Linked DNA regions of Homo sapiens: region 1 is linked to region 2. A link is a loop called in an ENCODE intact Hi-C map of the cell type or tissue named here. Cell type or tissue: mammary epithelial cell. All regions are shown on one strand. Region 1 overlaps TBC1D5 (TBC1 domain family member 5). Region 2 overlaps TBC1D5 (TBC1 domain family member 5).

The links. A loop is a pair of places that touch in the nucleus more often than their neighbours do. Peaks named below come from ENCODE experiments on the same cell type or tissue, not always from the same donor. Only the 100,000 strongest peaks of a DNase experiment are listed, where the experiment ranks them.
Region 1: it touches region 2 in a loop (4-fold over the local background); 6 of 110 quality-filtered maps call a loop at or near these places.

Annotation. Positions count from the first base shown.
Region 1 is chr3:17,477,771-17,480,270 of GRCh38, forward strand. All of the region lies in intron 3 of TBC1D5 (TBC1 domain family member 5), which reads right to left. Among named protein-coding and RNA genes, the nearest start is that of TBC1D5, 260 kb to the right of the region's middle. In mammary epithelial cell, no CTCF peak of the experiment used is centred here; a DNase peak (open chromatin) is centred at 1,091.
Region 2 is chr3:17,643,992-17,646,491 of GRCh38, forward strand. All of the region lies in intron 1 of TBC1D5 (TBC1 domain family member 5), which reads right to left. Among named protein-coding and RNA genes, the nearest start is that of TBC1D5, 97 kb to the right of the region's middle. In mammary epithelial cell, a CTCF peak has its summit at 1,281 (motif pointing right); a DNase peak (open chromatin) is centred at 1,290.

The sequences.
Region 1 (2,500 bases), 170 kb before region 2:
TTGTTTAACAAGTTTAGAAGTATGTATACACATTGCTTTCTAGGTTATATTTTACTGAACTGAACTCTATTTCAATAATTCTTGTCTTTATAGAAATGTATCCACTACACCTTAGTTTTCCAATTCATAGTCATAAAAATGTTCACATAAGAGAATACTTGTATTGTCTTTTTAACCAGTTCATAATTCTGAATGGATTTTAGAAAGATATTTTAGAGGTTAAAAGACTCTCTCTAGAAATGTGATTGAAATTAAACTTGATTAAAGAATTTATTTTAAAGACCTCACTATACCTTTTCATATGCAATACATTTTTAATCTGGAAAATCCAGAAATTTAGGAAAACGTTTGTTTTTTTGCTTGTTTCCCATTAGCTGCTTTACTGTTGAGCTCTCATTGCTTCCATTATTTTTCAGTCAATTGTCTTAGGTTTTCAGTTAATTATTTTGTGTCTTTCGGTAATGCCATCTTTTTTTGGCTGATTAACATAAAATATTTACATATCATAAATGTTCATTTATTTTTGAATTAGTATCTGTGAAAAATTGATGGTATTAATGGCCCAATTACTCCCTTCCTAAACATATGACATTCAGGGTGTGACTTTCCAGCTTCTTCCATCAAAAGGTAGTGGCAACATAGTAATACTGAGTCTTCTAATCCATGAACATGAAATGTCTACTTATTTATAACTTTCCTTAATTTCTTCCAGTATTGTTTTATAGTTGTCAGTGTACTTCCTCTACTTTTGGTGTTAAATGTATTCCTAAATATTTAGTTCTTTTAATGCTATCATGAATAGAATTTTTGCTTAAAATTATTATAGGATTGTTCACTGCTAGTATACAAAAATACAATTTTTGCTACCTCTAACAATTTTGCTACCTCTAGCTGGCTTTGTTACTTGTCTTGGCCAAGAAAATGTGGCAGATCTGACAAGGTCACAGTACCAAGTCTAGATCTCATGAAATCCTGAAACCTGGCAGTTTGTTTACTTGGAAAGCTGACATCACCATGTAAACAAGTGATGGCTACCCTGCTGGAGGATGAGACATGTAGCTTACTGAATCTCCAGACACAAGTGACACAATCTTAGATCATCCATTGCTTAGACACGTAAGCAAGCTCAGCTCAGAGTAAGAGAATTACTCAACTTGCTCACTTTACCATTACCCATAATAAATGCTTACTATATTGTGTAACAAGTTTAGAAACAGTACGTCATACAAACCAAGTTAACTGATACACTATCTATGAATAACATGAAATATTAATGCTTGGTAAATAAATGGCTACACAGCTCATTTTAATCACTGAGCTAGATATATGTCATCTGAAAACATGCAAAGGCTGGACGTGGCGGCTCACATCCATAATCCTAGCTTTTGGGGTGGCAGAGGCAAGAGGATTGTTGAGCCCAGGAATTCAAGACCAGACTGGGCAAAGTACTGAGACCCTGTCTCTACAAAAATAAATTTAAAAATTAGCCAGGCATGGTAGCACATACCTGAAGTCCCAGCTACTCCAGAGACTGAGAAAAGAAGATCACTTGAGCCCAGAAGGTTGAGACTGCAGTGAACTGTGATCGCACCACTGTGCACAAGCCTGGGTGAGAGACACCCCATCTCAGAAAAAATAAAGAAAGGAAACACTTTCAAACAATATATCAAGGTGTAGTTCAAGAAATGATTCAAAACATAATATTAAAGTTGCAAAACTCTGTGATACATTTTTACTGAAAACTATCTGATAAATGGAATAAACATGTTTGAACTTTAAAAATCAGAAAAGAGGTCAGTCATGGTAGTTAACACCAGTAATCCCAGCACTTTAGTAGTCCGACATGGATGGAGCCCAGGAATTTGAGACCAGCCTGGGCAACAGAGTGAGACCCCATCTCTACAAAAAAATTAAAAAATTAGCCAGGTATGCTGTTATGTACCTGTAGTCCTAGCTACTCAGGAGACGGAGGCAGGAAGATCACACTGATTTCAGCAGTGGCCTGTTTGGTGGGGCCACTGTGAAGATGCTGGGTGCAGTGGGGGAGGCGCTAGCTGGGGCTGCATGCTCTATGAACCTGCGGGAGCGAGGGACAGGCAGGGAGCCCCTCTTCCTATCAAGTAGGCAGGGCTGGAGCCCCACGCTCTGGGGCACAGCTATAGCCACACAGCTCCAGACCAAGGAATCCCTGTGCTCTTGGGGTCCCAGGAAGCCCCTTGTCCCTGCAGCTTTGAAAGTGCCTGATCCTGTGGCCTGGCCTCTCCCTGCTCCTGGTGTCCGCTCTCTGGAGTGAAGCAAAGCTGTGGCTGAGTCCGGGCACTATTACGACCCAGCTGGGTGTGCACACACATAGGGCGGCACTGTCATGCCGGCCCCCTGCCACCTCAGTCCCTTCAGGACTTCGGGCACCAGCGAGCGCAGGAGAGAGGGTGATGAGCAGCTAAGGGTGGCTCAGCATGTGCCTGCAAGCACCCCTCAGCTCAAAAACCTGGGCGCCATG
Region 2 (2,500 bases):
GATCTCATTCCTCAACCTGAAACCTTGCCACATAAGCATAAAATTATACCAGTAAGGAGATATCTCTCAGAATGGTGAATTCCAGAGCTCCAATTTTCAAGACTATTATTCCTATGACAGGATGAGGACCTGCAAACATGAATTATAAGCTTAAATTATTCACTTACTCTTTCACAAAAGGAAAGCCCATCAATCTAATGCCAAAAGACTTCAAGTTTATTTCTAAAGGTTTAAAGAAAGTGGTTTATTTATCAAAACTTTATCCTCTGTGTTTGTTGATTAAATACTTCAGTCTTACACTGAGGTCAAAGAATGTCAACCAATTACTATGTAAGAGAAGTCCTACTTCATAGCACTTAACGTCACCCAGAATACACGGAATTATTTTAATAGGCAATCTTGATACACTATTTATTCCCAAGTATATTTCAACTATTATAAGTAAAACCTACTTAATCTAATATCATTCTTCAAACTAAAATCACAGTAAACTAGCAACTAGCACAGTGCCTGGCACATAACAAATATTAATGAGTAAGTACTGACAACAATCCATAATTTCTTCTAGACTACTTCCACTGCAGGCTACAAAAGTTGAAGTTTCCTTCTGCACATTCAAAAAACTACACATTTTAATTACTTCTTAAGAAAGATATTAAAATGACTCAGAATCTAATCTAAGTGATGTGGAAATATATTCCTAAACTTTATCATCCGAAAACTACAATATTTTTGTAAAGGACATCAAGTCATTTTTAAAAGTGATTTATTTTCATAATGGATATTTGGGAGACAAAAATACACGAGAAAACAGGAAATCCCACTCATAATTCTGATCTTACAAATTACTGTCATGATTAGTCCTGGAAACTAGTGCAAGATTATGGTTGCAGGATTTATGATGACTTCATTTTTGGGTGAAAATTTTAATTTATTCAAAACAAAACAAAACAAAACAAAACACTCTTGGTCTAAAGCATGGCCATGAGCAAGATTTTATTTAAGAGTCTTAACTATTAAACGGGGTCACTGGGGAAGTTGTGGTAGTCATTTTCTGACAGTTGCTTAGAAAGCTTACAAGGTACCTAATTTGTATCTGCATATTCTCTGAAGATAAATATAAATATAATATAGAATACTGCTAGCCTATGCTTTAAAACATTGCTTATTACTGAAATGTCTATTGGAGTAGAGTGAGAAGAAAGAAATTGGTTATGCAATGCTTAGGAAAAACAGCTTCCTATTTTCTCAGATCCCAAATGACCAGAGGAAAAGTCTAACCAGCAGGGGGAGATACAGAGGAGAGTAGTAAGACAAAGAACAGGCTATAGGCAAGAAAAGCAGTTATAATTATAGCTGGGAACACGGAATTTGTTAAAGGAAGTCTACTGTATAATTATACTTGAAAATTTAGCAAGATGCCCAGAGGCTGACTCGCAGCTGTCAGGAACTGGTAACTCTACTTCTGTTCATGCAGCGACCACTTCGGCAACTAAATCCACTATCCAGACATTACTAGAATTGACATTTAGAGTAAAGGAATAGATGGGTGCATGAAACTGTTTTTCTACAATGGATGAAAGCATCCATTTCAACAAAGTAACACTCTCTCTTTAGTTTCCTTTCTAGGCTTAGGTTTCCTCTTTGTATCCTCTCCCTCACAGAACCTAAACATTCTCATAAAAGCTATAATCTAGGTACAAATCTCTTTCTTGAATTCTGACTAGACCATGAACCAATTCTACTACCAACTACAACTCCAAATTCAGCATGCTTACAATGAAACTTATTTCCCACCACCCTCACCTTGTCACAAAGCTCTTTCCCCTTCCCCCCTACTTTTCTATTTCTCTAGTAGCACCAGCATTCTCTCAGGAAAACATGACAACTCATGTCTCTCTTTCCCCTTCCCGATCTCCTACTCTATACTGATTCAAAGCATCAAATCCTATTCGTTTCTCCTTAAAATTCTGTCATCTATCAATGAAAGATGTATCAATGTTCTAATCCCTAGTGTCACACAGAGAATGGGACCTTATTCAGAAATAGGGTCTTTACAGAGGTAATCAAATTAAACTGAAGTGATGAGGATGGGCCCAAACCCAATATGACTGATGTCTTTATAAGAAGGGTAAATTTGGATGCAGACAGACACTCAGAGGGAAGATTAGGTGGAGACACACAGAAAGAAGATGGCCATGTGACTGAAGTAATATAATACATCCACAAGCCAAGGACTGCCAGCAAACAACAGTAGCTGGAAAAATCAGAAAGGATTCTCCCCTAGAACCTTTAGCCTACACTTTGATTTCTGGACTTCTAGTCTCTAGAACTGAAACAATAAATTTCTTTTGTTTTTAGCCACTCAGTTTTTGGTTCTTTGTTATGGCATCCCTAAAAAACTAAACAGCACCATAAACTGAATTTGGACTCAATTTTCTACCATCATCAAGCCCGCTACTTATCTCTGAATAGCATCCCATCCACCGATTTTGTCATG